Linked DNA regions of Homo sapiens: region 1 is linked to region 2. A link is a loop called in an ENCODE intact Hi-C map of the cell type or tissue named here. Cell type or tissue: dorsolateral prefrontal cortex. All regions are shown on one strand. Each heading gives the region's core, and the rest is flanking DNA. Links, peaks and the distances in the headings are about the cores only.

Region 1 (15,192 bases), core at 2,891-10,890, 250 kb after region 2:
TCCATGTCTTTGCTCTTGTGAACAGTGCTGCAATGAACATAGACATGCACGTGTCTTTATAATAGAACAATTCGTACCCCTTTGGGTATACAACCAAAGTAATGGGATTGCTGGTCAGCTAAATGATAAGACCACATGGACACATAGAGGGGAACAACACAAACTGGAACCTATCAGAGGGCGGAAGGTGGGAGGAGAGAGAAGATCAGAAAAAATGACTATTGGGTACTAGGTTTAATACCTGTGTGATGAAATAATCTGTACAACAAACCCCCATGACACACATTTACCTATGTAACAAACCTGCACATGTACCCATGAACTTAAAATAAAAGTTAAACAAGTAAAATAGAAGTCTTTTATGTGTTTTTGCTCTGTGAAAGTTCCTGGAACTAGTTGATTTTAAAACCAGTCTTTTGGCAAGTGAAAATTTCTTTTAACAGCAGAAAGGAAAAGCATGCATGAAGGTCAGGTCAGTATTCTTTATTAACCAGTTCTTTTATTGTCTAGTATGAACTTGCGGGGATTTGGGTAATGTAGAAAGATGGCGAAGAGAGAGCATTGATCTGTGTATGAGGATTCCCAGCTCTGACATTAAATGTGACCTCCCTGGAGTCACGTTCCCTCTTTGCCAATGGAAGAACTCAGACAAGTCCATCTTTTTCAAGTTGTTCTGTAATATCCTAAGTCCTTGCCACTCCAAGTGTACTCCTGCACCAGCGGCATCATATCACTTGAGAGCTAGTGAGAAATCCAGATTTCAGGCCCCACTTTAGAGCTATTGAATCTGAACCCGAGTTTTTAACAAGACTCAGTGATTCCTATACTTGTTAAGGTTTGAGGAGCGCTGATTCTGCATGAGTCTATGATGCTAGAGGGCCCCTCATGGGAAAGCCAGGGGATGTGGCAGAGGGAAAAAGCAGGGTGTTGGAAGAGGATCTTTCTTCACTGTACTCTCTCCAAACTGCTTCAAACAGGGAAACCTCTTTTTTGCCTTTCTTTTCTTTTTAATAGATTAGCAGTGCTCATATATTTCCTTTCGGGAAAGACAGGTCCTTCTGCAAATAAGAAAATTCTTTGGCTAGGGTATCATCAACATTATTTCAGCCCAAAAGCTTCACAAATACACTTTCAAAGGCAAGAGGAAGGAAGGCAAATTGATTATAGCTTCAGAGGAAAATAATTAATACAATACTAAGCATACAGACTTGTTTTCTTGGAGCTCGTGTGGGATTAGACTGTTGCAGGGCTGTTGGAAATTCAGGAAAGGTTACCTTGATTTCTGCAGGAGGGAAGAAACTGGTCCTATACTACCACCAAGGCCCAGGAGAAACCCCATACCTGGATGCTCACAGAGCTCAGAGTAGGGGCAAGACAGCTCTCCCAATATTTCTAGCCTCCGAGCAAATTTTAAGGAATGTCAGATTTTTGGCATAAAGCATAGAATGGTCAAATGGCATATTATTTCTGCAATGGCAAGATTTATTTATATTCATTTGACAAGATGCATTATTAATTTCTGTTTGGCCAAAAAATGTTCATATGTCCACCTTCTATAATCTTCCCTTTCTCCCAGCTATCACCACAATAATTCTGCACAATTACCTCCAACATAATGTCTTAAAGCATGAAGTATTTTGTTTTGTTCTGTTTTTCTCGCAAATCTGCAGGTTGACTGAGAGACTGGCTGGCCTGGGCCAGGCTTGGCTGATCAGGGCTGGGCTTGCATCTGAGTCTGAAATGTGCTGGCAGAATGACTGGAGCTGGCTGGTTTGCCATAGGCTCCACTGAGATAACTCAGGTCTCCTCCCCGAATCATCCACATCTCTCTACTATGCTAACCTGTAGCTGTTATCACAAGAAATTGCAGAAAAGCAAGAGAGAAAGCAGAAATGCAAAGATGCAAAGATGCTTTTTAAGCCTTTACTTTCCTCCCATTTGCTAACTTCCCATTGACTTGAAGAAGTCCCATGGGCACCTCCAGGGTAGAAAGCCTCAGGGTAAAGGGTGTGAATACATGGAGGGCATTCATTAAACAAACTTGATTGGATTTAAATCAATTAAATTGAATATCAAGCTGACACATATGATCTTAAAACAGGAATTGGCAGGAAACCAGCTTAAGAAATGCTAAAAAGTTGAGTGACTTAGGAATAAAGTCTAAGTTCATGCCCTTTGCAGGGACATGGATGAAGCTGGAAACCATCATTCTCAGCAAACTAACACAGGAACAGAAAACCAAACGCCATGTGTTCTCAGTCATAAGTGAGAGTTGAACAATGAGACCACATGGACACAGGGACGGGAACATCACACACCAGGGCCTATCGGGGGTGGGGGGTAAGGGGAGAGATAGCATGAGGAGAAATATCTAATGTAGATGATGGGTTGATGGGTGCAGCAAATCACCATGGCAGTTGTATACCTATGTAACAAACCTGCACATTCTGCACATGTATCCCAGAACTTAAAGTATGATCATAAATAAATAAATTCTCAGAACATGGCTACCTCAGACAGATGGGGTTTGTTGCATTACAATAAGAAATAGGCACAGGTACAAAGTGAAGAGATTGACGACTTTTCAATCAGCCAGTTAGATTAAAATAACATGAGGAAAGGCCTATGGCAAGTATTCTATTTTTTCCTGTTTCTGGTTTGGGAGATACCATGCCCTGTCTTGCGTATTAACTCTCTAAACAAAGGCATGGTGTACTGCTGCCCAATTGATTTATGACTAATTCAACTTTACACGGTACTAATGTGATATTTACATGTGACCAATCATCTCTGCCAAGTACTTCTTCCATGGTCGACTTAGGCCCTCCTGTCAGGCACTGCCTTTAAAGTGCTTTTATGTAAGCATTTAATAAAGCCATGTGGCTGGCAATTACTGCAAGAAATGTTTATCTCCTGAATCTTAGATAGTCAGAAATAAGCTATGTGACTGACATACTCCTTTATCTCAGAACAAGCTTTGCTGGAGATGTCCAAACCTGGGAGGAAAACTCAGACTGAAATCTGTGAACTATCCTAAGTATATCAGGAATAACCCAGACTAATTTGAGTCTTGTTTTCCCTCCTACTGGGGACAGGAGCATGTGGGGTGGGAAGGTTAATGTAGTGCAGCCTTATCGCCTTTGGGCAATTCTGCCAACTTGGAATAGTTTTGTGTCTCTTCTCTGAAAAGGAAATGTGCTTTGCCATAGTGATAAGGAGGATAGTAAAGAGGTCAATCCAGGGAGATGAGGATGCCTACCAATGCTCCCTGTTCTACCCGGGATTATTATGAATCTAGGAAGTGAGAGGCTACAGTTAATTTTAGTTCTGAGTAATTCAGTCTCTAAGGGCTTTCTTTGAGAAATACAAATAACTCAACAGAACCTTGACAAAAAGGCCACATTCTATGCACCCAGGGCGAGGGCCCACATTTGATTTTTACACAGGAGTCAACTCAGACCTAATTCAACAAAGACAAAAATAAGATTTCTATACTTTTCAAGAATCTGTTATGCTCATCTTCCATGCCTTTGCTAAATAGAATAATTTTGCTCTATGGCTCAGGAAAAAAAGAGCAGGAATTGGTAATAACTTCCTTCTAATCATTATATCATTTTTTTTATGGCAAAGGAGAAATTTTCAAGGCCTTGAATACTAATAAGGTGCCATACTGCTGACAGGAACCATGTATAGTGAGAGGAGTTCATACCTAACTTCTGGGCAAACTTTCCTAAAAAAGCCACACTCTTCCATATGCATGAGAAAAGAGGAGGAGGAAACTCTTAGATACAACCTGAATATTGGTCCCTGTCTCCTGCTTTCATAACTCTTCTCTCTCCTTTCATGGACCTCTTTTCTATTTTCTCTCAGTAGCTCAGAATACCATCTACCTTCCTATTTAAAACCTATCTTGCTCACCTCTTATCTTCCAACTCTATACTTAAGTCAAGAAGATTTTTAGGATATTCTGGAGGTGCAAACCTTAGGCCTCCAAAAGAGCAAAATAATCTAAATAAGTGAATGAGTGGATGCATGGGTGAATCAATAAATGGATGAATAAATGAATAAATAAAATATGTTCCACTCTCTCTTCAGCCAATCCCAACAAAACAGAAATAATACAATAAACTTTCATTCACCTTCAGTACGACGGAGTTCCCAGGTCAATTAAGGTTGAGACTTCTCCCAGAATTATGGGAACCACAATCATGTCATTAAATAGGTGCATTTTCAGATTATTGGCATCTCAGGAAAGCTCAGAACTCCCTTTTCTCCATAGTTCCTCTGCCCCCACCACTTATACTGCCAGACTGTGGGGAGAGAAGTCATTCCAGAGCAATGCTATCCAATAGAAAATTACTGTGAGCTACACATATAATTTTACATCTTCTGGTAGTCATTTTTAAAGAAAAGTAGACAGTGTTTTATGTGTTGAGTCCCAGCAAAAAGTTATGTTGGAGTTCCAATCCCTGATACCTCAGAACGTGATCTTATTTGGAAATGGGGTCTTTACAGAAGTTAGGAAATTAAACTGAGGACATTAGTGTGGGCCTTAATCCAATATGACTGATGTTCTTATAAAAAGGGAAAATTTGGACACAGAAACCAAAATGCATAGAGGGCAGGTAAGGGGAATAGACACAGAGAGAAGACAGCCTTCTGCAAGCCAAGGAGAGAAGCCTGGACAGATGTTTCCCTCACAGCCCTCCAAAGGAACCCACCCTGTTGACACCTCGATTTTAGACTTCTAGCCTCCAGAATAGTCAGACAATAAATAATCAGTTGTTTAAGCCGTCTAGTTTCTGGTACTTGGTTAATGGTAACTCTAACAAACTCACAGCACAAAACCTAACACAGTGAAAAGATATTGTAATAATATGTTTTATTTAACCTATTTGATAATATTTAATATATCAAAATTATTATTATTCCACATGAAATCAACATAAAAATAGTTTACATTCTTCCAAATCCAGTGTGGGTTTGACTTTTACAGCACATCTCAATGTGGACTCACCGCATCTCAAGTGCTCAGTAACCATGTGCGGCTTGTTCCCCATCGGACAGCACAAGTCTAAGATGAGCTGAGTCATGCGGGAAGGGCCCTGCTCCCCACTTCCCCAAGAAGAATAAGTGCACATCCACTGCCCCAGGGAACTGTACAGTTGGGAGCATCTGGGGACTTTAACTTCATGTCAGAGGATACTACATTTTTTAAAAAAGCATTCCATGTTTTTCCATTCATATGGCTTCTGTTTTTAAAGGTTCATGTATTTCGAAACCTGACAATAGGGTGCATTTCCTGCTTGGGCAAATGGACCGATTCAGTGTTATTACTTTCATTATACAAATGCAAACTTTACAAGCAATTTACCATAGAAACTGAGAAAAAAACCCACCTTCTTCCAACTAAAAATATAACAGTCTCTATATAAATATGCACAACCATATGATGAACAATTTCTGGGGCAGAGAGCTCCATTTTATTTCCCTTAAAGAAGTCAGTGTGGTGGATCTTGAGTGCTATGTGCAGGCACGGATTCCTCATCCACATGCCCACCACAGGCGGGCGGGCAGTGCCTTCATCCTTGGGTTGGCCCTTCAACTCTGACTCTTCTATCTGTTGCATGGCACCAGAAGAAAAGAGCAGAGGGAGAAGACATTTCTCATATTGGTCAACTTTCTTTTTATAGCTTAAAAAATAAACATTCACAAATAAATATGGTTTATCTTGCCAAATACCTTTTCCAAGAAAAATAAGCACTGCCTGGAAAAGCTGGCACAAACTACTAATAAATGGGAGAGTTATCCAGGTAGATTCTAGTAGGGGAGAGAAAACGGAGTCCTGTAAAATTATGAGGAAAATGGGAGCATGAAAAGTATGAGACTGTGTTGAGAAAGGCACTGAGGCTGGCATTAGTCTGGGCCCGGGAGGGCCCTCCTCTATTTGTCTGCTTTTCATCTTTTTCCTTATGACTCTGTCCTCTCTTTGGTGTGACATCACCCATTACCACGGCTTCACTTGCCATATGTATTTCACTGATGGTCTCTAAGCCACTCACCGGCCCGGACCAAACTCTGACCCTCCAGAACCTTCTTTTTGCCTACTGTCCATCCTCATTCCCGGTTTCTCCAGCAGACCAAACTCCAGGTAGCAACAGCCTCAGCTTTTCCTCCTGAGCTTCTCCTCTTCTTGGCTTTCCTCCTGGCATAATGCACACCATTTATCACCTGAACGCTAAGGATCACACGTGACTCCTTTCTCCTCCTCATTCTCCACCTCCAGTCAGCCCCTGAGCCTCATGCCTGTTGCTGCTTAAAAACCACTTGAATCTCTGCTTCTCTTCGATCACTGGCACTGCACTGCCCACCTCAGGCCAAGCCACTGTCATTTCCCACCTGGACCATGAGGCAGCTTCCTCATGGGAAGCTACTTTCCATGATTCTGTTCCTTCCAGTTTGTCCTCCAAGCTTTAGATGGAGGGATTTCCAAAACAGGCAGATGTGATTAAGTGCTTGCTGGTTTTCATGCTTCTGTGGTTCCTCATTTCCCTGAGATTAAAGTCTCCATGTTCCTGCATGTTCCAGCAGCTGCCCCATCACTTTCCTCTCTCTGTTGGGTTCTACAGTGAATCTGAAGGTGAGGTGCCAATTGAGCAGCCTGACTCTCCTGGGAAGTTGTTAGAAAGGCAAATGCCAGGGTCCTCCATGACTTAGTTAATCTGAACCTTTGGGGCAGTGGTCAACATCTGTGTTTTTTAACAAGGCCTCCAGGGGATTCTGGTACATGGTCAAGTTTAAGAACTCTGGCCAACATGGTGAAACCCCATTTCTACAAAAATACAAAACAAAACAAAACACACAAACAAACAAAAATTAGCCTGGCATGACGGCGGGTGCCTGTAATCCCAGCTACTCAGGAGGCTGAGCCTGGAAAATCACTTGAACCCAGGAGGCGGAGGTTGTGGCGAGCTGAGATTGCGCCATTGCACTCCAGCCCAGGCAACAAGAGTGAAACTCAGTCTCAAACAAACAAACAAACAAACAAAAAAACAACAAACAAAAAAAACTACCAGTGCCCATGCTCAGCCATGTCAAGTAAAAAACACATCAGGACTCAGGAAGGGAGGGACTTCACTGGAAAGGAGCATTATAAGGGTACAGGGAAAGACTATTAGAATAAGAGGAATGCTCTGACCGCAAGATCTGCAAGCTTCTCAAGAGTTAGGCAAAAATCATTTTTCTTTTATGGAGGGTGAGCAAGGTTAGAAAGAGCCTAGTGTGACTCAGAAGTAGGATGGAAGAGTGTGGGATGATGTGACAGTGGTTTCAGAAGTGGCCTCTTCTCAGGAGCTGCTGTTGAAGAAGGTCTGCATGCTGGCTTGGGCTGAAGAAGGACCAAAGTACAGGGACCTGGGGAAAGGAGAGAAAATCTTCAGGTTTGATTAACAGACATTTTGTTACAACTGGTGGGTGAGGACAAACAGTTCAGCTAATCATTTATAAGGCAAAGCATAAGAATTTGGAGGGCCTGTGTCTATGCCTAGCTTTGTCACGGGTCATCCTTGAGTCTTCTCTATGTCCTATGGAGAAGGGAAGTTCCTTGTAGCAGACTGTTCTGAACACAAAAGACTAAGGGATTACTGAACCTTCGCTGTTGCCCAGGAGCAGAGGATTCAGGTAAAATGTAGCAGTGTCGGTCACTTGCACCTGCTGTGTCCCCTCTCACCTGTGGCCCTTTACACTTGCTCTCCCCTCTGCCTGAAGCACTCCTGCCCAGTTCTCCACTTCTCCTCTTCATTACATGCTCTTCCAGACAGTTCAGGTCCTGGTGTCATTTAGAGTCTGCTCTCCCATGCCAGACTCTATGTATGTCACCTTCACTCTGCATCTTCAGCTCTGACCCAGCACCTGACAACTAGATGGAGTCCATAAATACTGGGGAAATGAAGGAAAGTAAAAAGTTCTTGGAAGTTTTGTCAATTTAAGAAACGCTCCATGATTATCAACAATAATCCCTCAATAACTTTTTTCTTCTCTGCAGTTAGAAGGCAGCCTGAAATTTTGCATTTTCCCCCTGAGAGCTCCTCCACACTGCTCCTGAAATGGCTGTCATTCTACTTATTCACTGGGGTTCTCTTTTTCCAGGCTCAACTACCTGGTGGGGTTTTTTTTGTTGCCATTGTTGTTTTTTTTTGTCTTTTTAAACAACTTCTCTCGTTTTCCAGGGCAAGTTAGAGGTGTTAAGTTCCCTAATGTGCTACTAGGCTGCAAATGAAGAATTTAACAGCCCATGGGAGGACCAATTAGAATCAATTATGACATAATTGAACTGCCTTGTATTCCTTGTCGGTATAGAACTTCTTTCTGGAAGGAAGATTGTGCCTTTCTTCACACTATGATGGAGTAGCTGCATGAGTTCACAGGCAATGGTTCTGACCTAATCAATTCTAGAATAGAGTTTCGTGGAGCTAGCATGCCTTGTGATATCAGGGCCAGAGAAGCTCAGCTCAAGGAAGCCCTGACTTTCTCATTTCTGCCCTCCACCCCCCAGTTTTTTTTCCTTTCTTAAGAAAGCTGCTAAATTCTTACAAAGTATATAAAATACCTTACATGGGCCTCTGGAAAGTCAGGACACTCCACCTATTGAAGAAGTGAGAAGGAAAGATTGAGTCTGAGGTCACCATCCATTTCCCTCCATTTTCTTCATTATTGGGCGTGAGAGATCAGACAACCATGAGAAGATCAACTCTGTCCACTTTTCCCAGTAACCGTCCTCTGGAATCTGGCCTTTGGGCCATTGGTGATGGGAGCCAGTAGTTGCATGATTTCCTCTTTCTTGCTACACCCAGCCTCATCAGTCCTGGGTTGTAGCTTATATGGCTTCCAAAGGCTTCAGTCCATGATTAAGTAATCGGTCTCCCCAGCAGCAGCCGTCTCTATAACGCAGGCTCTTTTCAACTTCCTTTCTTGACTCTTCCTGTTTTTCATTCTTCCTCCCTGGAAATCTATACCCTAATAAAATAAAATAAGGTAAGCCCTCAATTTCACCCTCAGCTTTGTAATGAACCCAGGGAAGACCAATTAAACTTGTGAAAATGGTAAAACGAGAACAGGTTTTGACTTATTTGCATATTTTTGAATATTAGCAAATAGTTGAAGAGATCTAGTGACCAGTTCCTGACACAGGACTCTAAAGTAATAGAAGGAAAACTACTCTATGGCTCCGAATTTTGTGTTGTTTGAATATCCATGTCCAGTCACGTATCTGTTATATGCCTTCCTAGTTCCATTCAACTTCCTTTTTTATATCCTGGAGCAATTTCCTCCATCACTTACTCTCTATACAGAGCTTGTTTTGGTTTGGATCCCTCAGAAACAGATCCTGAGATAAGGATGTATGTGCAAGTAGTTTATTCTGGAAGTGATCCAAGGAGATGCTTGGATTCAGTGATCCAAGTTAGAGGAGTGGGGAGGTGAGGGGGAGAGAAAAGCAGGGAATAAAATATATGTCAATGTGGAACCCAATCCTGCTGGGGAAACTTCAGGAGACAATGTAGAACACAATTTGGAATTATCCCACTAGAAGGGCAAGGGAGCTGGAGTATTTACACACCAACTCCTATCAGTTGTATTGGTTGAGGGCTGCTCCTCGGGACAGATGGGATTAATTCTCTGTCACCTCCAGCCTGCCCTGTATGTAGGCAGAGAGGTTTGGGAAGCCAGAAAGAGTCCTAGGGCATCTGGAAATCAAGCCATTGTTCTCTATGACAGTAAAGCTGATAGGATATTGGTGGGATACAAGAATGCTATCAAGTTTACCTCCCTTAAGTCAAGAGAGCAAAGAGGAGCTCTATGTCTAGTGGTCTCTGGGAGTTCCAGCTTTCAGTAATCATCAGTTCTGGCTTCAGAATAAAACCACCTAGGAAACTTTTAAAAAATGCTATCACCCAGACACCTCACCAGAAAACTAATACAAGTGAAAAATAAGCGTATAAAAGAGTACTCAACATCATATGCTATCAAGGAATTGCAAATTAAAACAATAGACTATCACTACATTCCTATTAGAATGGCTGAAGTTCAAAACACTGACCATAACAAATGCTGGTGAAGATGTGGAATAACAGGAACCCTCATTCATTGCTGGTGGGAAAGCAAAATGGTACAGCCACCTTGGAAGAGAGCCTGGCAGTTTCTTACAAACTAAACATAGTCTCACCATATGATCCAGCAATAGTGCTTCTTGGTATTTACCCGAATGATTTAAAAACATATGTCCACACAAAAACCCCTCCACAGAAATGTTTATAGCAGCTTTATCCATAATTGCCAAATGTGGAGGCTTCAATGGAAAACGTCCTTCCATAGTTGAATAGATGAACAAACATACAAATGTGCATCTATATGCATATATACAATGAACTATTCAGCAATAAAAGGAATGAGCTATCAAGCCATAGAAACGTATGGAAGAAATGTAAGTGCATACTGCTAAGTGGAAAAGAAAAACTCAGAAAAGCCTACTATATGACGTTCTCTAAAGGGTAAAAAGCTACAGGCACCAAAAAGATCAGGGATTTCTAGGAATTTGGAGGAAAGAGTGGAGAGATGAACAGGTGGAACACATGGGGATTATTAGGGCAATGAAATGGTGGATGTATGACATTATGGATTTGGCTAAACCCATAGAACAGTATAACACAAACAGTAAATCTTATTGTAAACTATGCACTTTAGCTAACAATGATGTATCAGTTTTGGCTCACTTGTAACAAATGTACCATGCCAAAGCAAAATGAAAATAATAGGGGCAACTGTGTGAAGGCGGGGAGAGAGTATATGAAAAGTCTGTGCTTTCTGTTTAATTTTTCTGGAAATCTAAAACTGCCCTAAGAGATAAAGTCTAATTTTATATAGAACATACTCCATAAATTAAAATTTCCAGGGGTGAAAACCAAACATTAGTATCTTTTGCATGATCCCTGGGAAACCCTAATGTGCAGGGAGAGTTCAGTTGCACTGGGGTAAGTGTACAGAAGAGTTGAATCTCTCCTGGTTGTCTTTGTGCAAAGGTCTTTCCCTTGGAGGCAGTTGGTCTCAGTAGCATGCTGTTTAGGGAACAAGAGAATTTAAAAATTAGTGTAGAATCTGCAATTTTTAATTCTAAGGAGCCCATACATGCAAAACAGGTCACATACAGTTATGAATCATTAATAGTTTAACTACTTATTAAAATATATGCCTGTAATTTCATTAAGGTAAAAAATGTAGCCTTTGCTGTTCCAGAATGCTCCTCCAATCAGTATCACCTGGGAGCTTGTTAGCAATGCTCTTTCCTGGGTTCCCTCTCATTCTATGGAATCAGAAACTGTAGGGGATGAGGCCCAGGAATCTGGGTGTTGTCAGCCTTTCCAAGTGAAACTTAAGTGCCAATTCGTGAAAGTCGCTGTTTTGAACAGAGGACGAAAGTGTAAAGCAGTGGTTCTAAAACTTGGCTGTACAATAAAATGACCTGGGAAGATTTAAAAAAACAGCAATGTTAAACATATAGTGATGTTTAAAAAATATTGACATTTTGGTTCTATTTCCCCAAATTGTGATTTAATTGGTCTGCAGTATGTTTTGGGCAATGGGATTTTCAAAAACTCCCCAAGTGAGTCTAATGCGTAGGCAATCTGAGAAAAACTGGTGCAAAGACAATAATCAGCAAATTCTGGGCCTGCTGTCACCAACAGGTTGATCTCCAAAACTCACTTCCTTGAAACCCTCTCAGGAAACTTCTCCCAACCCGGAATATTTCCATCTTCCCCTGCCTCCATGCTCTCCAATTCATTATTACTAATACCACATTTTTGCCTCTGGTTCTTTTTCTCTTTCATGGTCTTAGGAAATGCAAAGTGCATCATCAGGGAAGTGTTAATAATGCCCATTTATTTTGTGATTCTGCCCCAAAAGACTTTCCTGCAGCCCAGTTATATAGTGCATATTACAAGAACTCACCCTGTAAAGAGAGGTGAGTTTAAGCGCTTTAAAGAGAGTTACTGTAATATGCACTAATGCTAATAAAAAACATTTAAATGGTGCTGGAATATTTTCTTTTGCTAACTTTTATTTTAAGTTCAGGGGTACAGGTGCAGGTTTTTTACTTGTGTCATGAGGGATTTTGTGTAGAATATTTCATCACCCAGGTATTAAGCTTAGTACCCATCAGTTGGTTTTCTTGGGACTCTCCCTCCTCCCACCTTCCATCCTCCAAAAGGCCCCAGTGTGTGTTGTTCCCCTCTATGTGTCCATGTGTTCTCATTGTTTACCTCCCACTTACAAGTGAGAACATGTGGTGTTTGGTTTTCTGTTCCTGTGTTAGTTTGCTAAGGATAATGACCTCCAGCTCCATCCATATCCCTGCAAAGGACATGAGCTCATTCTTTTTCATGACTGCATAGTATTCCATATTGTATATATACCACATTTTCTTTATCCAGACTATCATTGGTGGGCATTTAGGTTGACTCCATGTCTTTGCTATTGTGAATAGTGCTTCAGTGAACATTTGCATGCATGTGTCTTTATAATAGAGCAATTTATATTCCTTTGGGTATATACTCAGTAATGGGATTACTGGATCGACTGGTATTTCTGCCTCCAGGTCTTTCAGGAATTGCCACACTGTCTTCCACAATGGTTGAACTAATTTACACTCCCACCAACAGTGTATAAGTGTTCATTTTTCTTCACAACCTCGCCAGCATCTGTTATTTGACTTTTTATTAATAGCCATTCTGCCTGGTGTGAGATGGTATCTCATTGTGGTTTTGATTTGCATTTCTCTAATGATTAGTGATGCTGAGCTTTCTTTTCCATATAATTGTTGGCCACATGTATGTCCTCTTTTGTAAAGTGTCTGTTTATGTCCTTTGCCTACTTTTTTATGGAGTTGTTTGGTTTTTTCTTGTAAATTTAAGTTCCTTATACATGCTGGATATTAGACCTTTGTTAGATGCATAGATTACAAAAATTTTCTCCCATTTTGTAGGTTGTCAGTTTACTCTGTTGATAGTTGTTTTCACTGTGCAGAAGCTCTTTAGTTTGATTAGATCCCATTTGTCAATTCTTGCTTTTGTTGCAATTGCTTTTGGCATCTTCATCATGAAATCTTTGCCCGTGCCTATTTCCTGAATGGTTTTGCCTAGGCTGTCATCCAGGGTTTTTATAGTTTTGGATTTTACACTTAAATCTTTAATCCATTTTGAGTTATTTTTTTGTATATGGTGTAAGGAAGAGGTCCAGTTTCATTCAGTCTTCTGCATATGGCTAGCCAGTTATCCTAGCACCATTTATTGAATAGGAAATTCTTTCCTCGTTGCTTGTTTTTGTCAGGTTTGTTGGATATCAGATAGTTGTAGGTGTGCAATCTTATTATTGGGTTCTCTGTTCTGTTCCATTTGGTCTTTGTGTCTTTCTTGTACAGTACCACGATGTTTTGGTTACAGTAGCCCTGTAGTATACATTGAAGTCAGGTAGCATGATGCCTCCAGCTTTATTCTTTTTGTTTAGGATGGCCTTGGCTATTTGGGCTCCTATTTGGTTCCCTATAAATTTTAAAACAGTTTTTTTCTAATCCTATGAAGAATGTCAGTGGTAGTTTAATGGGAATAGCATTGAATCTTTATATTGCTTTGGGCAGTAGGGCCATTTTAACAATGTTTATTCTTCCTATCAATGAGCATGGAATGTTTTTCCATTTGTTTGTGTCATCTCTGATTTTTTTGAGCAGTGGTTTGTAGTTCTCTTTGGAGAAATCTTTAACCTCCCTAGTTAGCTGTATTCATAGGTGCTTTATTTTTTTGTGGCAATTGTGAATGGGAATTCATTCCTGATTTGGCTCTCTGCTTGACTGTTGTTGGTGTATAGGAATGCTAGTGATTATGGCACATTGATTTTGTATCCTGAGACTTTGCTGAAGTTGTTTATCAGCTTAGAAAGCTTTTGAGCTGAGATGATGGGGTTATGTCATCTAGATATAGGATCATGTCATCTGCAAACAGGGATAGTTTGACTTTCTCTCTTCCTATTTGAATGCCACTTATTTATTTATCTTGCCTGATTGCCCTGGCCAGAACTTCCAATACTATGTTAAATAGGAGTGGTGAGAGAGGGCATCCCTTTCTTGTGCCTATTTTCAAGAGGAATGCTTCCAGCTTGTGCCCATTCCGTATAACAGCACTGTATTTTCTACAAGCTGGAGATGTTCTTATAACATTTCTCTTCTCTTTTTTTCTCCTTCCAAAAATTGATAAGAATAGGGCTTTGGGGTTTTGTGTTCAAGGAGAAAAACTTTACTAGGGATTCCAAAGAGGAAGATGATCAGGGAAGAATAATAGGACCCAGAATCTCATAGCAGGCTGTCATGGAAATAAGAGTTGTTTTGGAGAGGGGGCATGATGGGAATGGATCTCTGAGTCAGATAAAAAAAAGAAGTTTTGAGGGTTTTCTGTGTCTGGCAGAGACCCAGGCTGGCTTGCATACGGAAGACGAAGACCCAGGCTGGCTCGCATATGGAAGACGAGGCTGGTTTGCATACCAAAGACGAAGGAATTGACCCTGGTGGCTAAAGGTGGCTGAAAACATGCATTGTGGCCTTGAGAGCATTGGAGGGGAATTCTGTCAGCAGGTCCGCTGTCAGTGGAATAGACCATGTGTGGCGTGCCTCTGAGTATGTTAGTTCCCTATTGCTTGTAACAAATTGCCATAAATTTAGCAGCATAAAACAACACACAGTTAATATCTCATGGTGGATTCCGTGGGTAGGGAGTACATTATGGCTCAGTTGAGTGCTCTACCCAGGGTCTTACTGGCTGCAATCAAGATGTCAGCTAACAATAATGTTTTAGAATTGGCTCTTTTGTAGCAAATGTACCACAGCCAAAGCAAGATGTTATAATAGGGGCAACCCTTCTTTCCAAACAACTCATTTTTCCAAGACAGCCTCCTAAGGGCTTCTATTAATTATTCTTCCCTGATCATCTTCGTCTTTGGAACTCCTAGTAAGTTTTTTTTTTTCCTTGAACACCAAACCTGAAAGCCCTATTTTTACGAAATTTTGGAAGGAGGAGGGAAAAAGAGAAGAGAAATGTTCTAAGGACAGCTCCAGCTTTTAGGAAATACACTGTTGTGTTCCATTCTGGAGCT
Region 2 (15,192 bases), core at 3,234-11,233:
TTTACTCTCAGGACTCAGACTACTTATTTCCTCTAGAGCAAATTCATTGCCACTCTGGTTGGTAAATACTATCAAATGTATAAATGAAATCTGTACCTTCACAGGAATTTCCCAGTTTGGGTGGAGATGAATTTCAGGACTGGCAAGCAGTCTTCTGCCTCCTCTAATATGATAATGAACATTGAGCTATTGGCTCAAATATACCTCTGTCAGAGATTAGCAGTAGATGTGACTTTGCTGTTTGTCTTGTTGTAGAACAGGGCTTTCATATTTCCCCATTTTATTTAAAAGCCCGTTTCCTCCTTCTCTCTACAGTATAAGCACAAATCATAATATTTTCTTTTCTTTTCCAATAATAAATGTCTGTAGGGGCTGCAGGCTTCATTGTTTGGTAAGCCTGACAGATTTCTCCTATCATTTGTTTGATTAAAAGACTCAGTAACTTTTAGGAGTCTTGCTGCTGGTTTCTTCCCATGTGAATGAAATACAAAACAAAAGGCTTGACGTGCCAAGGAGTAGGCAGGTGTGTTTACATGGATTCTATCTATAGCAGCTGTTTACTGTTGGAGAATGGATTTCTTCATGCTGTGAACAACATTATGGAACTTTAAGATTGTGTTAGCTCAAAGTGCTCTTTGACTGTCTTCTCTCTTTCTAACTTTGCTCATGTTGGTCCTTGAGACAGTTGAGCCAGTCTTGTTCCTGGCGTTGTGGTGAGCCTGAACTAGAGATCCCATGAATGGATGAGCTGGAGACCTTATCTATGCTGAAGATATTATGGTTACTATTAGAAGAAGGAAGCTACCTTCAAAAAAACAACTATTTAATACTTCTAATGAGTCTAGGAGTTGAACAGGGCTGTTCGGCTGACGTCGGCTGAGTCCAGCTGATATTGCTGGGATCTCTGGTGGGTTTGTTGTCAGCTGATGGCTCTGCTAAGGAATGTCTGATCTAGGTCAGCCTCAGCTGGAACAATTCTGCTGTCCCCCGCCACATGTTTCTTATAAGCTTCTAATGGGATAACCAACGCACGTAATCAGAGAAGCAAGAGAGAAGGCAGAAAACTCACATGGCTTTCAAGCTTCTGCTAGCATCAAATGTGCTACTCTCGCCTTGAGCAAAACAAATCACATGGCAGATGTCAGTGTGGGAGGTAATTACCAAAGCCATAGGGAGGAGTAAAAAGTTGGGTTATGAATATGAATGCAATAAATCTATCACAAAGATTGAACTGATAAATGATGGTTTATTTGAGGGTAATGGAGGGACTATTATTCTCCTTGTCATTGCTGAAAAATGTGATAGGTTTTCAAAAACAAAGAATGGGAATGCACTCAGACAATAGTAAGTATAGGGGTGTGTGTGTGTGTGTGTGTGTGTGTGTGTTGGAGGAGGTGATGCTTTTCATTCTTTTCTTTTTTCTCCTCAAACCAAGAGCAAAGAGACTTTTGAAGACCTTTGACAACTCTTCTATCAGTCCTCTTGGGAACTCTAAGAGGATGATTTTAAGGACACTGTCAACTGGGAGATCTTTTTCCAAACAAACACTGCTCTCATTTTTGACATCTGGATTTTGACATCAAGAGCTGCCCACATTCTGAGCTTAGAACTCATCTTTGAAAAGTTGGCTACTTTTTCTGACACAAGCCAAGAAAAGGTATTTATTTTAAAGGTAAGAATGAGTAACAAAAACAAAAAACAAAAAATAAAACCACCCACACATGGATTGGTTATTTTTGCAAAGTAAAAATTGTGAGTTTTTTTTACACACCCATATTCAAGCGAAGATAGGAAAAAATATGAGCCGATACTAATTTATAAACCTTTTCTTTTGCATATAAGTGTTGCCACTACAGTCCCATACATAAGCATCTTAGATAAAGCAATAAAGGCTGAAATGGTGAGGCTACATATCACTTATTTTTATTTCTAGAAGATAACTTAAACTACAATGGGGGAAAAAAGCACATTGTTCCAAGGCATTGGTTCCAAACTTTTAACAATGATAAGAAATACCAAAGCATAGAAACCTCAGTCCATTTTTTTGGCCACTGCATTTGGTAAATGCTTAGTAACACAAGAGAATAATGAGGAGAATGACACAGCTGAGAAAGCTGAATTCACCAAATGTCAGAGCTGAGAAAAGCTGAATTCACTGAGGCCTCAAATGGAGTCCCAGGACGGGCAGCAGCATCATCACTGGGGAGCCAACCTTGGCTCTAGCCAGACTTGTGATAACAGAGTCTGCATTTTATCAAGATCCCCAGGGATGAGTATGTACATTAGCATTTAAGAAGCACTGATGTATAATTGGTTATGTTATTAATTAGAGGCCACATCTAGGTTTAATATAATAGAAACATTGATGTTACCAAACTCCTATTTGTAGATCGCTATAGCAACAGCCATCTTTGGATCTCACTGTTTATATCTGTCAAATGGGGACTCATAACTCTCATGCATATTTGTCAAAGGAGTGGAGGAGATCAAGGAATGGCTATCATAAAATGCTCTAAGACAAATGAAGAGGGGTGTAAATATTAGGGCTTGTTATTTTATTAGGGAAGTGCTTAGATCTTAATGCCTCAGCTAGCACAAGTTCTAAACACTGAGGAAACTACGCACTCAAGAAATGCTGTTCTATTCTCATGTTATTGTGAATGTCCAACAATTAACCCTGGATAATTGGTGTTTTAGTATACTGTAGCACTGACCAAGTATCCACTTATATTGCAAAACGTACAACCTACAACCTGCTCCATTCTGTCAGTGATGACTCACCCATCACTTCGAAGAAGGGTCTTAACACCTTGCACTTGATTTCCTCTAAGGCTTTGTTGCTGAAAATGTGGTTCTCTGATGAGCAGTGTCAGCCTGGGGGCAGGCTGGAAATGCAAAACCTGCAGACCTACCTTCTATCTGCTGAACCAGAACCTGCCTTTGACATGATCCTCTAGTGATTTCTGTGCAAATGAATGTTTGAGAAACCTTGACCTAAGGAAGTGCTTCCCAACCCTGGCTGCACATTAGAATCACCCTGGGGACTTTTAAAAATATCAATACCAAACTCCCCGTTTCTCCCCACCACCAATTAAATTAGAATTTTGGGAGTTGCCTCAGGCATCTATAGACTTTTAAGGCTCCTAAATGATACTCTGATATACTATTTGGTGGTGTGAAGTGAGACCTGGAGAAGGGCCAGGAAGAGTCAAATGACAAGAGTCTTACTACTACTGACATTTGAAATGAGTTGGAGTATGAGGGGAGTAAGTAAAAAGAATGATGGAAGAGAGAGAAAGTTATGCCAAGTGGAATCTCAATTGTGGAAATGGCTGAGTGACTTACGGAAAAGCTAGACCCAACATTGAATGTTAATTTACGTGTAGCTCTGTAATATAAAAACATCTGTCTTGCCAGAACTATAGTAAAGACTGTAGGTGGATGGTTTGCTTCCTATGAAATAAGAGATAAGGGCGGAGACCATTGCTTGAGTTTATGTAGAAAATGGACAATGAGTTGGATAGTAATATAGGTTGCCAGATAAAATATAGGACACCTTATTCAATTTGAATTTCAGATAAGCAGTGAACACCCTTTTAGTGTTAAGTATGTGTTACACAATATTTGAAATATCTGATATTTAAATTTAACTAGATGTCCTTGCATTTTGATCTGCTGAATGTGGTGACCTTATGATAAACCCTAAGCTGGTTTATGAGAATCAGAAGCTGAGGGCTGCAGGCCATCATAAGAATGTTAGTTTTGAGTTGGTAGAAATCTTGGCAAAGACATCCCACTTCAATTGAGCTGAGGCATCTTGTTTGCATTTGGTTTGAATCGGAACAGCTTTTTCATTATTCTCCATTTTTCAATTTTCTTGGGTCTCCCACTTTCCCCTCCCCCATTTGCCTTGGCCTTCCCTTGATTTTTTAAAGTGAACTTTTGCTTGACCTTGTGTTTGCTGTTTTTCAGCATGTTCCAGTCCTAGCAAAAGAAAAGTTCTTAGTCTTAAATTTAAATTCGTTGGTATTTCAGAAAAGGCTCTTATTTATTTACCATTTTCTAGTATACCACAGCATTAGAGATATGGTCATAAATTTACATTTCTAAAGTGCTCTCAGCCTTCTGAATTTTGTGATAGACAATTTCCCGGGGCACAAAATGGAGTTAACCCAGGATGTGGTGAGAAAAACATGGGAGTGGAGATGAAAAACAAGAGCAAAATGAAAACAAGAATTTCATCTGAAATCAGCTCCTATCAACAATGCTGTCTCTCCCTATGCCTGAGACAAAGGGCCTTTATCAGATGGCACGGTGAATAGGCAGGGCCTTCTCTCAAAACTGCCAAGTCTGTTTATGTATCTATTATTTCCTTTGAAAATTGCCTGAAGTGGAGCCTTGTGAAGAATTTCTCAAGCATTGCCTCAAACCATTGCCAAGGTTGGGTTGTAATGGAAGTGCAGAAAGAACAAAGGACAGGCACCAGAATGTTCTTTTATTGCTTGCATGACAAAGAGGAAAGAAAAAGAGAGGAATGGGATAGACCAGTGGTTCTCCAAGTGTGGTAGCTGAACCAGGTTCATCCACGACACTAGGGAACTTAATAGGACTGTAGAATCTGAGGTCCCACCCCAGACCTACTAAATCAGCAACTCTGAGGACCAGGGTCCGTCCAGCTTGTGGTTTAACAAGCCAGCCAGGTGATTCCAATATCAGCTAAACTCTGCGATCCACAGGTACAGACATTTTACCTCTTTAATCTTAATTTAAAAAACCTCATCTTCTCTGCCCGAGCCCAACGCTTCTGCCCGGGACATGGAGGACCTAGACGTGCAGGACTGGGCTGTCAGCACCAGGTAGGAGAAGGGTTTTGTTTTGTTTTGTTTTTTTGCCTAGAAGTATTTTTCTTTAGTTTGATGACAAAAGGGGACCAGGATAGTAAGGACAGAAGGAATAGCACAGACAGAAATGAACCTTACTCTTTCTGTCAGCTTCACAAAGTAAACAGAGTCATATAGAAGGAAAAGTTACCATTAGGTAGTTTAATGGACTAGTCTATCTCTAGGACAACAATGGCTTTAAACAGAATTTTCTGTTTTTATTTATTACACATTTCTACAATAATAATGGCTACAATTTATTGAGAACTAACGTCTGACATGCACTGCACTAAACATGATTCAAAATTATGTCATTTGATGGACACACTACTCAATAGGTACCAGGGATCTACCCCTACAGTAGGGGGTAGAAGGGGTATGAAGGCGGTAAGGCCCTTGCCTAAGAGTTTATAGCCACAGAAGCAGGCTCTGAACCAGCTGCTGCTCTTAAGAAGCCAACTCTTGTTTTTTTTTTTTTTTAGGCGGGGTCTTGCTCTGTTGCACAGGCTGGAGTGCAGTAGCATGATCTTGGCTCACTGCAACTCTACCTCTGGGTTCACACCATTCTGCTTCAGCTTCCCGAGTAGCTGGGACTACAGGTGTCTGCCACCAAGCCCGGCTAATTTTTTTTTTTTTTGTATTTTTTAGTAGAGACGGGGTTTCAACGTGTTAGCCAGGATGGTCTCGATCTCTTGACCTCGTGATCCACCTGCCTCAGCCTCCCAAAGTGCTGGGATTACAGGCATAAGCCACCGCACCCGGCCAAGGAGCCAACTCTTAACCCATGCTTCTGGGTCTCGGTTGCATATTGAGCTTGCCCAGGGAGCATTAAGAAATATCATTACTTGAATCCTAGCTGCAGAGAGCCTGGTATATTAGGCCTGGATGCAGCCAACGCTTGTGGTTTTTATAAGCTTCCCTAGCATTCCAGTGCAGAGCCAGAGCTGAGGGCCACTGTCTTACTAAGCCTGTCAGTTTCCTCTTGGTGCCTTTAGCTAAGTGGATCTCAACCTTGGATGCAAATTAGAATCACCTGTTTCCTCTTTGAACCATACCAGTGTTCAGGCCCATTTCCTGAGATTCAGATTTAATTGACCACAGGTGGCCCAAGCATTGCATTGTTCTGATGTGAAGCCAGGGCGGGCGTCACTGGTCTGACGCTAACTGCTGGAGCTGAGGGGATAGAAAGTATGTTGGGTTTGTGATATGGCCCTGACTCTGATGTTACCCCTGCTGATAAAGTCCTCAGCAGGAATGAGACAGGGTGGTTTCAGAACAGCAGGTGTGAGCTGTTTAGTTCAGGATTATTGGTAATTGAAGTAAGTGTTGTGTGTGAGAGTGTGGACACCCGTACATGTGTTGTGAGGACAAATACAAATTAAAAATAAGAGGCTTAGTTCCTCCTGCCGAAAATAAGGGAAGGGATTTCCTTTCTCTCTCTCTTTGTCAGGATACTTATCTTGGAAAACTTGTAAATGTAAGTACATTATTTATTACTTGACAAAGTATATTTTAGAAATGATCTGAGCCACTTTTTGAATGTCTTTCTCCAGGTCCTGGGAGCCATCTCTTTGGAATGCTAACACCAAGGGAGATAGGACCCTATCTCTTTTTCAGTTTATTTTTAGTTATTAATTTTATTTTTTTTTTAAATTTTATTTCTATGGAAGGGTAAGAGGTTAACTTCAGTGGGCATTTCACACCAAGTTGTAAAACCACCTCTTTTCGAAAAGACAGGTATTTGCATGATTTTTTTTCCTCTGGATAAAGTCAATTAGCTAACATAGCTTGTCACCCCAATTACCAAGTAAAGTTAGGATCAGCTATTTGTGGCAAATGGTGCTGTCCAATCCTCTTGCTTGAGCACTAGTTATTGTTTATCTCCAGCACACGTATGTAGTGGGTTGAATATGTTTGGCTGCGTGGAAGGGTGACTGTGAGTTCTTCCTGTCTTTGCAATCTCTTACTAGGTTGCCAGTGATGCTCAGCACATTCTGGTTTTTCTGATGCCCCTGAATCTAGGAACACTTGGCTAAAAACTGCAAATTATTTTCTCAATTTCATCCTGTTAATAATCCATGAGAAAGCTAATGAACATATAATCTTATCCAACAATAAGAGTGCTTCTTTACTAGCTTTGTGGAGATGATTTGTGGGTTGGAAGAAGACTTCGTTGTTGTTTTTTATTGTTTCCTCAACAGTGTCGGTGTGCATGTATGTACGTGCATGCGTGAGTATGTATGTGTTAAGGATAAGGGACTGAGCTTAAGATTTCTGCCCTTCCCCCTCCACTTCACCTCTCTGCCCTGTTTCTGCAACTTTTATCACTTTTCCATTTTAGTTTTCCATGCAATGTTTGAGAGACTTTGCCCTGGTTCCAAAAAAAAGAAAAGGTTTGAGCTGGTTGCAGTGGCTCTCACCTGTAGTCCCAGCTCCTCATTAGGCTAAGGTGGGAGAATTACTTGAGCCCAGGAGTTTGAGACCAGCCTGGGAAACATAAAGAGCCCTTGTCTCTAAAAGTTAAAAATTAAAAAAAGGTTTGAATATCAGTTAACTTAGTGTTTCTGGGGTCTTCCCTTCTTTTCTAGTTCTTACGTGCCAGAAATCTGTGGCTCATGCTAGAACCCAAACCTTCTTGGGTTTCCCTGATGGGTCAGAATATCACTACATGCAAACAGGGGCTGGGAAAAAGTGTCGTATCATCCCCCCAGAGGAGAGGTGCTCCTGGAAATCCTCCTGGTGATGATGGCAGAGCTGTAGGACAGAGGACAAATACAAAGTAGAGACGAGGTGGAGAGGCAGCGGGGCAGTGGGGAAAGTGGAAAATTGGAGCGTGATCTACTCTTTGGAAATAGTTCTGTGCCCTCTGGAGCCTGTGACACATGGTTCCAGCCTGATTTATAACAGCTTTTCCAACAGTCCCAGGGTAAATAGACTAGAACGATATTTGAGCTTATGAGAACAGATGTGGCTGCATTTGCCTTTTAATAAAGACAAGAGTCTGGCCAGGCCCAGTGGCCTCCAGAACTGTTTCTGCTGGCCCAGGAGAGGTACAAGAACATTATTAGGATTGGTGGGAGCTCTATTTCCTCTTTTCTTTTCACATTCACCATTGCTACCATAATTTTAGTGACTCATTTAGGATCTGTGGTGGAGAGAGTGAATGCCAGACCTCCCAGATTCTCTCTCCACCCCTCCACCCACCACCCCAACAAAAAGCCACATTGTACTCACTGAACCCTGGTACTGTGAATGGGGCCTTTATTCTAGCCCCGTTTCAGAGTGTGCTGCAAGTTTCCTTAAGTGCAATCATCTTGACCTCAACTTATAAAACCATAAAACAAGAGCGCTAGAAGGAATTTCTGAAATGGCCTGATTCAACTTTATTCTTTTTCTTTCTCTTTTGTTTGTAACAGAAAAGAACATAGGACCAGAAAAGTCAAGGGACTTGTCCAAGATAAAACAATTGGTTGCCCACTGAGCTGATCTGCTGCCCATGAATCTAGAAACACTTGGCTGAAAACTCTGTAGTTTATTTTTTCAGTTTCATCCTGTTAATATTCCCATGGGAAAGCTAATGGATATATACTCCCAATAAATGATAAATAATGTTCTCCTGTTTACGCGTCAGGGGAAATTAGAGCAGGAACTCACAACTTGGCTCCAGTCCCTGATCTCATGGGTGAGGTTTGCTGTAGAATCTGTATGTTCAATGGATGGATTTCCAGCTTGAAGGACTTTTGCCTTTTATCACTGTTGAAACAAATGAAGAGATGGGTATGGCAATAAGGTCGGAATCCTTGCTGGTTAGAAGTATTTGAGTCTTAGAGTTGCAGGTTTACATTTGCCTCGGACCCTAGGCTAAAATATAGGACTCTTTACCGTCAAGTAGCTTCTCTTTCCAGGTAGAAAGCTTGTTTATTTTAATGTCTTCCCTGTCTTTGGGCATGAGTTTTCAGTACCTGAAAGTCTTTTTCCTTAGCACTTGGTGCTTGGCTTACTTTTTGGCCTCAGTAGATTATGTCCTCCTCTGAGAAGACTTCCCTGCCCTGTTGCCAGTGTTGGTGGGTGTCTCTATTTCTTCCTGGACACATCTCATTACAGCTCTTGCTGTGATGCCGTGTTATTGTTAGCTACACAGTGAAAAGGGAAGTTGAATATTTCATTCTTAAATACATTATTCTAAGTGAAAGAGATCAGACTAAAAAGGCTAAATACTGTATGATTCCATTTATATGAAATTCTGGAAAAGGAAGAACTACAGGAGTAGAAAACAGATCAGTGGTTGCTTGGGAGTAGGGGAGGGATTGATTACAAAGAACATGAGGGATTTTTATTGTGATTGGAACTGTTTTATACATTGTTTAGGGTGGTAGCTACCAGATTATATGTGTTTGTTAATACTCATAGAACCATATGGCAAAGGGTGAATTTTATAGAATGTAATTTACACCTTAACAAACCCATCTATACCTAAATAAATAAGAACACAAAGAAAACAGCTCAAAAAAAAAAAAAAAAAAAAAGAAAAAGAGAAAAAAACAAAGCCCCAAGCCAATCAAAATTTCCAACTCTTGTCTAATAACTGGAATGATAGAAATACAGCCTTCTTTATTTCAGGAGCCCAGTTGTTATGCTTTGATAGAAATAAAACTCCAACTAGCCTCAAAGATTGTCTGAGTTCTTTTTGAAGTTAGCATGGAGGTCCCCACAAGATAAACACTAGAGCCAGTTCTACCACTGGCCAAGAAGGGTCACCTTCACCTCTAGGTTCTGCCTCTTTCCTTCTTCCAGAATTGTGCCCAAGTACAATTTTACCTTGTGAAATGGGAATAACAAAATGGAAGCTGGGTGGGCCCAGAATCCAAGGAGTTTGGGTCTGGTAAGTGAGCCGTGATGCTGCAGTTCTCCAGGTTGTATTGTGCCTGTCTGATTTGATGGAGGGCCCTGTAGAAGCTGAGGGTGAAGCTACTAGAAGTTCCAGGCCCAGCAGAGATGTGAAGACAGGGGTGAAAACCAGGGGGATTAGGTGACATTCTAGTTCCACGGTTGGTGTGAAATGGCAGGGATCAGATGGAGGCTGTAGCTCAGTAAAGCCCCTGGAAAACCCTATGGTTTGACAAGTGCGAGGATGTGATTTTTCTACCTGCCTTGACCAGGATAGACCAAGAATTGCACTTTACTACATCCAAATGCTGACGAAACTGATGACAAAAGCTAGAAGAGACAAGCCCACCAAGTGCCTTCTGACCTCTCTCAGGGGGGACCACTTCTGGGATGCTGATTGGGGTCAGCTGACCACTTCCAGGATGCTGATTAAGGTGGCACCATTAAGAGATGGGACTGGCTTTTTAAGAAATATAATGGTAATTTAGTATTCACGGTGGACACTTCAGGAATTTATAATTATAGATGTGTAGCCTAAAGAACTGAACTTCTTTAATAAACCCAGCTCAATCAGGGAACTACCCTTTGTCCTACTTATTATTACCCCAACTTTATGACTTACATTCACCCTGATTGATTGAATGATGCTTCCAAGCTTCAGATTCACTAAAGCTGCTTTGTCCAATATGATAGCCATTATCCATATGAGGTCATGAACATTTAAATTTATAGTAATTAAAGTTAAGTACAACATATAATTTAGTCCCTAAGTTGCATTGATCACATTTTAAGTGCTCAACAGTTAGATGAAGTGGCTGTTCTTTTGGGCAGTGCGTATTGATAGGATGTTTCCATCACTGCAGAAAGATTTATTGGACAATACTGTACTACAGACTATTTCCTCAAAGATGTAAAACTTGAGTGATCTCTAATTGTCAATTGAATAAAAACATTTAGTCCTAAAACAATCAAGTTCATCTCATGTGCCCTATCACTCAGGTTAACCTTTCTCGGTTCCCAGGGTGATCCTGCCATCCTGCAGTGATGGAGATTTTGCTCTCATTGAGTCTGTCTGGATTATTTCTGGTTCATGGACAATCTGGTTTATTCCTGTCTTCATATCATCTGGACCTCTTTCCTGGTGGTAAGTGCTGAGGAGATGCTGTCATTGTGTTCTGGGTTGGATGTCTTTGGAAATCTGGGAATATTCTGACAAATTTCTTCCTTCTCGACCCTTAATGATCCAATCAACTATAGGCCAGTCTGGATGGCATGGATGAGAAGGTTGCCTGAGTCATATTCTATACTTCTAACACAATTGTCACCCTCAAGTTGACTAGTTTGCATCTTTCTTCCCTGCAGGTTGTTTTTTTTTCAGCTGTGTCTGTGCCTATATTTGCTTTGTACCTGTGGTGAAAGTTATGCTGCTTGCAATTTTCTGGTATTAGGTTGGTGCAAAAGTAATTGCAGTTTTACCATTAAAGGTAATGGCAAAAACCGCAATTACTTTTGAACCAATCTGATAGAAAACCCTCTTATCTAGTGCTGTGCTGGTAATGTTTAACAAATGTCTCTAAGAGTGGAAAAGGCCTTGTGATTGGCTGAATATCATGATATAAATACTCCCACTGTGATGGATTTCAAATTAACAACTTGACTTCTTAGAACACAGAGCTGGGAAGTTTTCTCACCATGCAGGCACAATAACTGCAAAAAACCTCAAGAGTATAATAGTAGTAAATGTCATAAAATAGATGATAACTTGTGATTATTTGTTACTTTTGTTTTTGTTATAATTTATTTTACTTCAAGTTTGTATAATTCCATTTCTAATAATGGCCATGTTTAACAGCTGGCTCACAGAATTCTGAAAAATTTAGGACTGGCTCCTGGGAGCTGGTATAAGCAGGCTCCAGATCACCACTGCCCCCCTCTTTTTACTGAGGACATATAATTGGCCTTTACAATGAGTGGTCTAATTGTAACCCCTTTGTATGTACAGCAGGATTGGGGAGTACCCTTGAAGATTCATAGATTGTAGGAATCTGTCATTTGTGACCACTGTAGGACTGTCTAATTTTAGCAGACAGATCTGCCATCGAATGTGAGTAAATGTTTGCAAAAATTTAAATAATTAAATTGGCCCAGGAACAGAAATCTCTGCCTCTTAAGAGGGCTTCGCCTGGCCTGCTTGAGCCCGTCTGAGTGAACCACATGTGTGCTGGTAGGGAATGCAGGTGGAATAGGAATGACTTCTGGCTCGTCCAGAGCTCTTTGCTCTCCTATTAATACTACCGCTTTGAGAAAGCTAAAGAGGTTTGAGTGCATGACATTTTCTGTTTTTATTTAGGAAGTTCAGTTCTGAAAGATGGACTCCTTTGTCTTATACTTTATTGCACTTAAAAAAAACTTTCCTCAGTGCTTAAAAGTTGTTTGAGTTTTTTCTCTAACAACTGGGGACTCCTGAGAGGTGAGATCAAGTGTCTGTTGCAGTGATTTTTTTTTAAGCACCTGGTATGAAGTCTGGTCTGGAGAAAGTGCTCAATAAATGTGGGCTGAATAAAGGCTGAGATGCTAGAGGCATGAACTGGTTCAGGATAGGGAGTAGACAACTTGTACCATGCTGTTGGTTTAGGTTACTGATAATTCTGGGTATGTTATGAAAACTGTTGAGTATCAAAGGAGATCCCTGAGTGCTTTTCTGCTGTTTTTCTCAGGTCCTTAGACCCCCTATGGGGCAGGAAAGGAGAGTGGCAGAATAAAGATAGTATGAGCCTGTTAGCTAAGAGCTCTGCCACAAAGCCTAGATTTCTAGTTCCTAACTGCATGATTCTGGGCAAATCATGCCTCCAAGCCTCAGTTTCCACACCTCTAACATGGTAGTAATCACTCCTACTTCACAGAATTGGCAAAATTGGATGAGATGAAGCATGCAAAATGGTTGGCACTCAAAACATGAATGTTATTGACATAATGCACTTCCATTTCTTTGGTGTTGGGTAAAATGGAAGCAGCTTCCCTCACAGTTGCATTTCTAAGAGATAACAATATATGGATACAACCTGGACCCAGCAGAACCATAGCAAGAACAGTTATTTTACCCCTCCTGTGTACCAGGTGCTATTCTAGATGCCAGGAACAAAGAGGTTAGTAAGTCATGCTTACTGCCTTTAACCAATCCAGAGATCAGTGAGTGAATGGAATACATAGTCATTTATCATGATGCAGTGTCAAACAGGAATTTTTTCACGGGAAGAGGATTTGAAAAAAAGAAATTGACTAAGAAAAACATTTTGACTGTTAACTTTGAGCAAACTTGACCAAACATCTCCCAGACCTCTCTCTCACAACCTCTTTTGAGAGCTCTTGACTTTCAAAATCGAATCCAGGTGCACCCCCCAAGATAAGTGGGCAGCCTCATGGCCTTTCTCTTACAGTCAAAGGTAAATGATGCAGCTGGATATTACAAAGCTTTCTACCTTGACTTGATGTCTATGCCTGTTAAAGCAAGCAGCCAGCGTCTGACATCTCAGGGTTGTTACAACTTTGATTATTTTTGGATGGAGGCACTGCTGTCCTTATTTCGGTGCCTCTCAATTATGCCTCGTGTCTCAACTGCTCCTGAACCTTCATTCCATAAAACAAAAGAGATTGCCTGCTGCGGTTTTCATAGGTCTTTGTGGAGTCTCTTTAGATTTGGGCATTTTGAGGTCAATGCGGTGAGTGTTTTTTTCATGCGTTTGTACTTTTCTAGTTCCCTCCCCAACACTTACCCTCACCCCTACCCAAGATAGTTTTTATAGTTTTATGAAATATGCATCATAACTTCTACAGAGAGGACAGGAGGAGTGCAAACATCCAAGAAGATACAACTTTAAGAGAAATTAATTAATTTTTCCCCACTCTCCCTTGTGTGTCCTCAGTGCTCTGAACCCTTCTGAAACAAACGAGACCCATGTGAATTGCACATGAGGTAGGCAGTTACCTCCTCAGAACAGTTTGGGCGGTGCACAGCAGATAGAATTTTCATTTATGAACAAATTTGTCCAATTCCCAGGTCTTTCATATTCGTTTTTGAGGTTTTGGTACTTAAGTGTATCTTACTAACATGAATGTACCCTAGAAATGGTGCTACCCCCCAGCAGTTCTCCTCATTTCAGTCAGGAATTGTTAAGGGCAAGAATGAGAAAGATTTCAGGACTTGGAGGTGGGGGAAAGAGGAGCTATCAAAGAATAGCAAGGGCCTTGAAAGACAAACCCCAGCTACTACTGACACCAGGCTGGACAGCTGCATATCCTCCAAGCCAGCAGTCCTATACTATGGTCAGCCTAGCACCAGCATTGACACTACCTGGAAGCTTCATAGAACTGCAGAATCTCAGGCTGCTCAAGATTTGCAGAATCAGAATCTCTGGGGGCAGCTGGGGTCCAGAAATCTGTGTTTGAATGAGCCCCCAGGTGATCCTGATGCACCCCAAAGTTTGAGAAGCACCACTATAAGTCACTGATTCAGACCCAGTTTTCTTCAACTTTTCAGCATAAGTAGCAGGTGTATGGTTTTATAAAATATAGACTTCCTCTGGCATAAGAAGATTTTAATGTGTGTACCCTATTGTTCAAGATACTTACAATGTTTCGCTGCAAACTTACAATGGGAAATGTAATTTGTCTCTTACTGTGCTGCAATAGCCCCCTTCCTTGCAGTTCTTACAAAAGAGCAGCTTCAGAGACAAATCTTGTTAATGGTAATTATGTGATGCTGCAGAACATTTTTCATCATTCTTCTTGATCCAGAAAATATTGGCTGTGATTCAAAAAGATTTGTGTAGGCTCTCAAACCCCTCATAGATTTCCTTATAGAACTGATCACCTGTTTGAGTAGGAATATAGATGTAAAGAAAAAAAATATACATATATGGTAGGCTAAAAAGAGGGCCAGCAATTGAATGTCTGAGAATTCCATTTGATTTTTTGCTGATAACAGGAGAAGTTCCCCACCCCCTTTTCTTGGGTAATATTCTATTTGTTGTGTTTTAGAACTCAGTAAAGCAAATTGCACTTTTGAAAAATCCCTCCAGTAGTAGAATTGGGCACAGGGCAATTCCAAGTGACTGGAGTGCACCTCAGAACATGGGAGAACCCTTGCTTGTCCTTGTGACTCACTGGCCATAGGACCTTGGATAAGTCAACCACTGATATGGTTTGGCTCTTTGTCCCCACCCAAAACTCATCTGGTAGCTCCCGTAATTCCCACATGTTGTGGGAGGAACCTGGAGGGAGATGACTGAATCGTGGGGGCAGATCTTTCCCATACTGTTTTTTTTTTTTTTTTTTTTTTTTTTTTTGAGACGGAGTCTCGCTCTGTCGCCCAGGCTGGAGTGCAGTGGTGCAATCTCGGCTCACTGCAAGCTACGCCTCCCGGGTT

What was found. A loop is a pair of places that touch in the nucleus more often than their neighbours do. Peaks named below come from ENCODE experiments on the same cell type or tissue, not always from the same donor. Only the 100,000 strongest peaks of a DNase experiment are listed, where the experiment ranks them.
Region 1: it touches region 2 in a loop (2.0-fold over the local background); 1 of 110 quality-filtered maps calls a loop at or near these places.

What each region holds. Positions count from the first base shown.
Region 1 is chr20:12,238,427-12,253,618 of GRCh38, forward strand. LOC107985406 (a long non-coding RNA gene) reads right to left here and starts at 9,016. Exons shown (of 3, transcript XR_007067530.1): 1 at 8,609-9,016; 2 at 7,730-7,938; 3 at 7,254-7,413. LOC124904869 (a long non-coding RNA gene) reads left to right here. Exons shown (of 2, transcript XR_007067529.1): 2 at 1-351. In dorsolateral prefrontal cortex, for the core only: no CTCF peak of the experiment used is centred there; no DNase peak of the experiment used is centred there.
Region 2 is chr20:11,988,286-12,003,477 of GRCh38, forward strand. No RefSeq gene overlaps it. Among named protein-coding and RNA genes, the nearest start is that of BTBD3-AS1, 77 kb to the left of the region's middle. In dorsolateral prefrontal cortex, for the core only: no CTCF peak of the experiment used is centred there; a DNase peak (open chromatin) is centred at 8,086; H3K27ac peaks cover 6,669 bases.